2 separate regions of the Homo sapiens genome follow, and region 2 is linked to region 1. The links are chromatin loops, found by intact Hi-C in ENCODE. Cell type or tissue: IMR-90. All regions are shown on one strand.

What was found. Peaks named below come from ENCODE experiments on the same cell type or tissue, not always from the same donor. Only the 100,000 strongest peaks of a DNase experiment are listed, where the experiment ranks them.
Region 2: a loop joins it to region 1, with 4 times the contacts of the local background. A loop is called at or near these places in 2 of 110 quality-filtered maps.

Annotation. Positions count from the first base shown.
Region 1 is chr2:225,098,897-225,103,896 of GRCh38, reverse strand. No RefSeq gene overlaps it. Among named protein-coding and RNA genes, the nearest start is that of DOCK10, 59 kb to the right of the region's middle. RefSeq lists enhancers at 1-474, 2,239-3,438. In IMR-90, no CTCF peak of the experiment used is centred here; DNase peaks (open chromatin) are centred at 96 and 2,756; H3K27ac peaks cover 1,358 bases.
Region 2 is chr2:224,880,839-224,885,838 of GRCh38, reverse strand. DOCK10 (dedicator of cytokinesis 10) reads left to right here. Exons shown (of 56, transcript NM_014689.3): 7 at 34-168. Among named protein-coding and RNA genes, the nearest start is that of MIR4439, 130 kb to the left of the region's middle. In IMR-90, no CTCF peak of the experiment used is centred here; a DNase peak (open chromatin) is centred at 3,078; H3K27ac peaks cover 1,200 bases.

The DNA of each region.
Region 1 (5,000 bases):
TTCCATGATGCAAGACTTCCAGGTTTAAAATCAAGACACTCTTGAGCCAACTGGGACCAGTTGGTCACCCTACCTAGAACTGACCGTCTACATCTGAAATGATTAAATCTCCAAAACTTCCAAAAGAAAGTATCATCATACTTGTGCTGAATCACCCAATAAGGCATCTGCAAATGAAAAGAATCCAGAGGTCATAAAAATTTATAAGAAATTATTTGGAGTGCAAAAAGAGCATTGAGATCCAGCATGGAAAAAACCTAGATCTTCTTTGGGCTTTCCCACACTACTTACAATTTAGAATGGATTTTCCTTTGACTTGCAGATGGCTGGATGTTACCATCATAATCAGGCCCTGTTCTTTAAACTCCTAATCAAGATGTAAAATGTGGAGTGAGAGTAAGAACACTTCCAATTATAGATGATGTTATAATTTTGTTTGAAATAATGGAAGATGGTTTCAATAGACCAAAACCATCAAGATGTACAATAAAAATATCTGAGGGCATTTCTTCCTCAAAATATCTTAACACAGCATTGCAATTGTTCTTTCCTCAATTTTTAAATGAATGACAGCATACAAGAAGAACACTTTGAGATAATAATGAACAATAAATGAATAATCAACACTTTTGTCCATATCGATATCTAATATAGTTAAGCCTTTCAAATTGAAGGTGAAGTGGAAGTTCTATTACTATCTGTCAGTATATTGCTATGAAAATTTAAGAAGAAAAATTAAAAAGAGGAAAGCCTTTTTCAATTTTATTCTCTTGGGAAATACATATATTAATTATAACTTAGATGATTAGAACTATTCATGGTCAGAATGCTTAAAGAAGCCCTTCTACAGACTTTTAAAAAATATTTAAGATTTTAAAGTTTCTTTGAAATGCTTTCCCCCAGTTGATAGCCACTAATTGGTAAATGTATAGACACTTTTACTTATCAAAGTCACTGTAAAAATGTTTGAATAAATATGAATTTGAATCTAGCTTGTTTGGGATCACTGTTCGCTCCATTACTTAAAAAATCTATTTATGCACAGATTCTGGATTCACAACAATAGTCTGACCTTTAAAATCCTTCTTTTTTGGATCCTTGTCTGCAGTAAGAACATTTTTCTCTTACTTAAAATTATCAAATATAGTTAAAGGTTAATTAGGTGGCAAAGCCAGATATGACTCAAGAAAATATATCTTGCAAAACTAGTGAGAATTCATTATAATAGCTTGCAAAAAGCCAGTAGTGTCAAAAACCCAAATAATAAACAACCTACTGAGTTGGAAAAAACACAGACGTTACTGTCAAAAAATCTGAATACTAGTCCTGACTCTGTCATAAATTAGTTGTGGTGTTTAAGGGAAAAATTCGAACCCCTCTGGGTTGCATTTTTAATTTCTGTATAATAATAAACTATGGGCAGGGCGCGGTGGCTCACATCTGTAATCCCAGCACTTTGGGAGGCCGAGGTGGGCAGATCACCTAAGGTCAGGAGTTCGAGACCAGCCTGACCAACATGGAGAAACCCAGTCTCTATTAAAACTACAAAATTAACTGGGCATGGTGGTGCATGCCTGTACTCCTAGCTACTCGGGAAGCTGAGCAGGAGAATCGCTTGAACCCGGGAGGCGGAGGTTGCAGTGAGCCGAGATCGTGCCATTGCACTCCAGCTTGGGCAACCAAAGCAAAACTCTGTCTCAAAAAAAAATAAAATAAATAAAATAATAATAAACTATGGGTTAATAAGTAAATTAGTATATTCATTGGTTTTTAATACATACCTTTTTGTATTATACTTTAAATTCTAGGGTACATGTGCACAACGTGCAGGTTTGTTACATATGTATACATGTGCCATGTTGGTGTGCTGCACCCATTAACTCATCATTTACATTAGGTATTTCTCCTAATGCTATCCCTCCCCACTACCCCCACCCCACGTCAGGCCCCGGTGTGTGATGTTCCCTGCCCTGTGTCCAGGTGATCTCATTGTTCAATTCCCACCTATGAGTGAGAACATGCAGTGTTTGGTTTTCTGTCCTTGTGATAGTTTGCTCAGAATGATGGTTTCCAGCTTCATCCATGTCCCTACAAAGGACATGAACTTATCCTTTTTTATGGCTGCATAGTAAACCAACCCAAATGTCCAACAATGATAGACTGGATTAAGAAAATACATACCATTTTTTAACGGAAAACTATAACATAATATATATAACTTCTCAATCTATTTATTCATCCAATTGTAATTGTGTGGAGAATTTCTAGAAAGATTATTACAAGATGTTGACCATAATTGATTCTAAGTAATGGATATTTGTGGGGTTTTTTTTCTTTTTTGTGTTTTTTTCCTTTCTTTTTGAATGTTTTTGTATCACTTGGATGTTCTACATTTGACTATGATTTTTTTCTTTTTCTCTAAAGCAACAAAATTCCTCCCAGTTTAAAAAGAAAAAAGATGTTTCCTCAACTGTAAAAAAAAATTTAATAAATTTTAAAAAAGTAATTCTGGTCAAAATAACACCTATAAGGCATGCAAAAAGTAACGCCAAAAGCTTGAAACGTAAAAGAAGTTACTTGCTTCTCTTCCATACTGGTTTACTCCTCAGTAGTTTACGACCACCACTTTCCTTCTCAGAGGCAACCACTTACAAATCTTCTAACATTATTATATTATTTACCTTCATTGCAGTCTGGTGAGTCATCAATTGTAAGCATCATCCTTAGTCATTTACTTAGCAGAGGAGTATTTTAGCTGATTCATCCCCTTCCTCCTCTTCCATCACCAAATATGTACCAATTTTTGGTTAAAATCCTGCCTGGGTTCACAGAATACAGAAAATTCCAAGAAATGGTCCCTCCCACACTAGCAGCAAGAAAAAGCTGCATAATCCACAGATCCTAAACCTTTCTGGAAGCCTATCTGAGAGCTGACATCTCAAGGCAACTGGATGAACTGAATGCTGAAATGTCCAAGCCCTTCTGGGGAGAGACAGATAGGACACAGGAACTGAGGAACTATCCTTCCTCAGACAGAGCAAGGCAGAAAAAGGGAGAAGCCAATGGAGAAAAGGAGAAAATATGCTCATACCAAGACTCTACTGTTATAAATAAAGTTTTGTTCCCATGGTAGGAAAAGTCAGAAATGCAAAAATATCTATTTCCTGTGGCTCAAATAACACGGAGTCTAATTCAGCAGGAGAAATAAGACAATCGCTCTGTCCTAACATGAGTCTTGTACCAAGTAATAAACAAGAACAGTGTACTGGTGGGAGAAGGCAGGAGTACAGAGAGGGACCCTCTCTATAGTACAGCTGTGTATGATCTGCTAAAAGGACATGGAAACATACTCCGATACTCCAGTGTTCATACTAAGCACAAGGTAGCTGCAGTCCATTACAAGAGGAATTTGAAATATGTGCATACTCAAAGTAGCTATAGTGACAAGAAAACCCAGGCACAGCTAAACAATAGACAAAACTGACAAACATGCTCATTTCCAGGAGTAACTATTATTTACTTCTGTCTGTAGGGTTCTTTTACACAGAATGTTTGGCATTCTCCAAAAATATGACACATACACACACAGCCATTGTCAAACAATAAAGATATAAAGACAACCAGAGAGCGAGATTTTGTATATATCATACTAATAATTTTAAAAACTACAGTAAAAAATGCTAAGGAGTTTAGTGAAAAAAAAAGATGGTGTACATGTATGAACAAATGGGGGAACTTACAAGAGAAACTGTAAGAAAATGACAAATGAAAATGCTAAAATGAAAGATAAGACATTAGAGATAAAAATTGCTTAGTTGGGCTTATCAGTAGACTGGATACAGCACAGGAAAGAATCAGTGAACTTGAAGACAAGAAACACACATACAAAAAGTCAAGAAAATAACAGGATCAAAGAGCTATGGAACAATGGTGCACAGTCTAATGTATGCATTATTGGAGTTCCAAAAGTCAAAGAGATAGAGAATTGAGTAGAAAAAGCATTTTAATGTATAATGACCAATAATGTTCCAAAATTAATGAAAGACAGTAGTCCCAGTTTTAAGAATCTTGGGAAAACCTAAGCAAGTCAAATACAAAATTAACATAACTAGATCCAGCACACTCACTTAAGTAAGAAATAATACTTCTTTTACATGGAATCTTCCAGATTACAGAGGAAGAGGGAACATTTCCTAACTAATTTTGTTAATCCAGGATTACCTCAATTCCAAAACCAGATTAAGAAATTACAAGAAAAGAAAACCACAGACTACTATGCTTCATGAAAATAAATACAAGTGTCCTCAATATTCTAAAAGCATTTAATATAATATGTATTGTCAATACACATTAATAAAATTCAACATCCATTCATGTTCAAAAGTCTCAGCTAAGTACGTATAGAAGTGAACGGCCTTAATCTGATAAATATATCTGCAAAACATTTACAGATAACATCATTTGTAATGGTAAAAGACTGCCATGTTTCCTCTAAGATTAGGAATGAAGTATGGAAGTTCATATTCACCACTCCTATTAAACATCATATTGAAAGTTATCGCACCAAAAATGAGGCAAGAAAGGAAGGAAAGAAAGAGGGAGGAAGGTAAGGAGAGAAAAAGAGAGATCGCCTACAGAAATAGTTGCTTAAACTAATAATTGACTCTAGAGAGGTTTGAGACATACAGACATCTACTGTATTTCTATATAGTAACAGTGAAGAACTGAGAATTGAAACTTTTTTAAAGTTACATTTGCAATGACACCAAAAACACAAAGTGAACTTAACAAAAATTATGCAGGATCTCTATGCTGACAACCACAAATGATGGAGGAAAGAAAAAAAGTCAAGTAATAGAGACTCAATACCATTGTCAGTTTTCCCCAAATTAATTATAGATTCAATGTAAACCCAATCAAAATTGTAAATCTTTTTTTGTAAATTCAGAAGCCTGATTCTAATTCTTTTTCTTGTGCTTTTTTTTTTTTTTAGATGGAGT
Region 2 (5,000 bases), 220 kb after region 1:
TGAATATCTCCTTATATCTTTTCCTTTATTTAGTCATTCAAAAAGCGCTACTTCCAGCTGACTCAGTTACCAGATAACTCCTACATTATGAACTTTTACAAAGATGAGAAAATATCCAAAGAACCCAAAGGATGCATCTTTTTGGATTCCTGTACAGGAGTGGTGCAGGTGAGTAGACATCCCTTTTCCTCCTTGGGATTTTTTTTTATTTGAAAAGTATATTTAACAAATATTCATGGAGTATCTGATATGAGCCAAGAGCTGCTCTAGATTCTAAGAATTCTGTGAAAAACAAGGCAGCCTGGATCTCTACTTTCACAAATCTTACTTTCCAGAGAGAAAGAAAAACAGGAATTAAGCAAAGACATGAATAAGCAGAATGGAATCAGCTGGTAAATTTTTCAATAAAGAAAATAAACAGAGAAACAAAAGGGAGACAGAAGAGTGGTGAGGTTGAAAAGGAATATTAATACTCAATAAGGGAGAAGAGCATTTTTGAAGAGAGATCATTTGATCTACAGACCAAAGAATGAGCAGAGGGCCAGGCGCAGGGGCTCACACCTGTAATCCCAACACTTTGGGAGGCCAAGGCGGGTGGATCACTTGAGGTCAGGAGTTGGAGACTAGCTAGGCCAACATGGTGAAACCCCATCTCTACTAAAAATACAAAAATTAGCCAGATGCGGTGGCACAGGCCTGTAATCCCAGCTACTGGGGAGGCTAAGGCAGGAGAATCACTTGAACCCAGGAGGCGGAGGTTGCAGTGAGCCGAGATCGTGCCACTGCACTCCAGACTGGGTGACAGAGAGAGACTCTGTCTCAAAAAACAAACAAACAACAAAAAAAGAATAAGCAAAGGCAGCAAGTTCAAAGGCCCTGCGGCAGGGGCAAGTCTCAGATATTCAAAGACAAGCAGATAATTAGCACCCATGTTTGCTGCCATGTAGAGAACCCCTGAGATAATGAAATTCAGTAAAATAATATGCAAATGACATGGTATTAACATACGCACTTCAAATATGTTATTTTATAATTAAGTAATAATGATAGAGTAAGTTGACAGTGTACATATGCAGCATCTTTCTTCTAAGAGGTGGCTGTCTTCAAAGACAAGGATTCCACTGATTCCAGAGAGTCTAATTTCAGAAGCAGACATAGTGCTTTTAACAAATAATGTTCTCTATAAGCTCTTGGTCTTCAAATTATTGTCCTTAGTATGAAATTCAGCACGGGCCACTGTGGCAAAGGGAAGCAGAATAATTCCATAGACCCCATTTGGACATTTGGCTTTCGAATCGCTGCTTCCTACTCTGATGAAATAACTGACCTTATTCCCTTTTATGTAATCATGGGAGCAATCAAAAGTGTTTTAGCAACCTTCCCTCAAATTTCACAATGGCACTGGCTCACTGAGGTCCAGGACTCTATTTCTGGTCACAGGCCAGTAGAGAAGTACTTTCTGTTACCCTCAAACCTCAGCATTCACCTAGCTTGTTACGAGCTGAAATTACATCACAGACCACTCCTGGAGGCCCTTGGATATGTGGATGCAAGTAGAGTTCTCTCCAGTCATTTAGTCCCGGCCTATTTCTGGATGGTTTATCTGTTAAAATCTGGAATTCTTCCAGGAAGTAATAAAGCTGAACTTTAAAAGGAAAAAATTAACTGTTTCTGAGCACTCTGCTGCAAGTGAAAGATAATTGCATTTTAACACAGATGCCAGCTTTCCATATGGAAAGGGCAATAATGACCTTAATGGAGGGTGGAGGCTATTTTCTACTGTTGGTCACAAAGGACACCTTTTGGCCTTAGAAACATGAAGTAAAACGTTAGCAGTAAAGATCAATAACTGCATTTTATAGACATTGAGCAGAAAATGTTAAATATTATCCTTTCCATTTGTACTTGAAAGCTTTCTCTAGCAAATGAGTCATCATTTTTTAAGAAGTACCATTGTAGTCTTTTGTTATATATTAAGTTTGCAGAAACCCAGGTTAATATGCAATATTTTTCTTCTTCAAAGAATCATAGAACTTATTGCTCTAATCTGACCTTCCTATGGAGGAACTGCTTCTCCATCATCTCTTACTTAGATTGTGTTTCAGTCTCTGCTTAAACATTGTCATGGAAAAAAAGGAGTATTGAAGGGAAAACACAAGCTTGGGATTCATGCAAGTCCGCATTCAAATCCTAGTTTTACCATTTACTACCCAAAGACTTTGAGTAAGTTACTTGACCAATTTGATCTCAGGTTCCTCATCTGTAAAACTAGAACAATGTGCTAATATGTGAAAAGAACTGGGAGATAGTGTATTTAGCCTTTCTCCCCTAATTCTTCCATTAATTTCAAAGGTCACAACCTAGGATATAGACATTCCATTATGGGAAAGTCTTCCTAGAAAACCTTGATTTACGTTCCGGATATTTTTTCCTAAGTGTGTTAATTTATCTATGTCTTTATTTATTCATTAACCTACTGATTCATTCAACAAACCCACTTAGTGCCTATGACATGCTAGAAACTACACCCAGGTGTGGGGAAGTCAATTCTTTATTGAAGTCAGAATCAGAGAGGGGCATCGCTACTTGCTCACTATCACACGATATCTCGAGAGCGATGATGGAGGTATGAATGGCAGAGACCATGGAATGCTCTGGGAACATGAAACAATGATGAACTCTTTCAGCTCAGGCTGTAAGTCTGTACAGAAAAAGCTGGGCCTGTCTATAATATTCCCCAAGGTAGATTTGGCATATGTATCTTTTAAAGAGTTCACCTCTATCCCTGCATTTATATTCCTCTTCATCAAGAAGCTTTATCCAGTATTCTCTACATCCTTTGTAGAGGCAGGGACCAGTTTCTTGGGATCACTCTGGGGAGACAAAACCTGGGTCACTTGTCACTTTGTGTGTGGGTCCCAGTTCTTACATATTTGCTTATAGTTCTTCCAGATGTGTAAGTTTTTACATCTGGAGAGAATTTGAGTGAAATAGTGCCAGTTTAACCATAGTTCTAGTAAGCTCTCAGGCATGAAATGTGCCTGAAGATGAATCATGTACACACAAAAGCACAGAGCAAATGAATAACTAGGATGAATCAGACCAGTTTTATGAAGAATCATTGCCAGGTTCCGTTGAATCAAACAAAAAAGAGGAACAACGTCTCTGCCTCAGAAAGTACTACTTAGCATCCAGCATTCTTAGGGAGTTCAAGTTCATTATAATCTTTAGTGAATATGCCATTTCAGTTTGATTCATTCAGACTTAATCCATATCATCGTTTTCCTTAGAATACTTTGGAATTCTTAGACGTATATTACAAGGGTGGCTCAAGTAGAGAGAAACTCCTTCCCAGCTTTCTCAGAGACTTTAGGTAATGTTTATGACTGACAATTTCCTGAATCTTGGCCAAAAAAAACACAAAACAAAACAAAGCCTAATCATGGTTTTCTATTTTTTCATAATATCATCAAAGAGTATTAGATATTTTTTATGGGCCTATGCTCCCAATCTGGAAAAGAACTTGGTTTTTGCTGCTTCAAGTTTTTTCTTCTGGGACTAAGAGATATTTAGGCCTGTGTTATCCTATCTTGTTCCTTCAGTTCATGTATTCATTCATTCATTCTCACATTCATTCATCTATCCATCCATTCATTCCAGGTTCTGCCACTGTAGAAGAGAATGAACAGCCCAAGAATCTCATCTGTTTTAGGTCCCTATCTCAGCAATGATAATAAGCTGATGTCACTTTAGACAGGCTTACATGGGTGTGGACAGTGTGGTGGACAAGGCTCATTTCCTTGAGTCTGCCACCATGTGGATATGGGTTCCAAGACAGTGGCTTCATGTGACTAACCAAAGGCTAGAAATGCAGATACCTCCTGTAGGTCAAGCAGCCCCCTGCATGCATGAAGAGAGGCCAGGTGTGAGAAACAGATGCAGCTTGGACTATGTAGACGTGGAGAATGCCTGCCTACAGAAAGCAAGTCATATTGGGAGCAGGGGAAAGAACATTACAAGGAAAACAAATCTAGAAGCCAAATATGACCCGTAAGCCTCGCATTAGCAACTCAAGTTCTGAAAATCTCACTTCCGAGAACAATAAGAACCAAAATTATACTTGTGGTTTTCTTCATCTAATATATTATTTGACAGCACTTGATGGAACATGAACTATGATTGTTCCATTTATTAAAATAAAATTCAGAGAGGTAGAGTGTCTTTCACAGGTCACAGAGCTAATGAATTGCAAAGTTTAACTTGAGGCAGAGGAATGTCCAAAATTACAGACAGATGCCCAAAGAAATGATGTATTATCATATGTAAAGTAGGCATACCCACATACATACATTTATTCTACCTACATAAGCTATGTGGGCAGAAAAAACACTACAAAGATATGTTCATGTGGAGCTTTAAGCAGTGAATTTTAGATATGGGATTCATTTCAGCAAATACTAGTATATATTGGAAAACTTGCAATGTGCAAACCATTGTGAAAAGAGCAAACTCTGAAAATAGGTGTGGCTCATGTCTTCAAAAAGCTTCCAGGATGTGGGAAGGATGCACAGAAAAAAAAACAAAACAAATATGGTACATGCAAAGAAAACAAGTAACACACTTCAAGCAATAAGTCCTGATAACATATGCAAGAATGAAATTACATTTATCACTGCATGATGCCATATCATATTACACACCTATTATATACATATATGTGTATATATATGTTACATATGTTGTCTTTCTGCTTATTTGCTTACTGACATTTCATTACACTAGAAGGTAAGTTCAATGAGGGAAAGCACTTTACTTGAATTTTTTCAGTTCTGTGTGACTGAAACATAGGAGGTACCCATTTAATTTTCACTGAATGAATGAACAAATAAACCTACAGAGAGTGGAGAGGATTTCATGGAAGGGAGCCATCGATACCAGAAACCTGGATTTGATGTTGTATGATTCCCTTAAGACTCTTCTTTTGTTCCTGCAAAATTCTA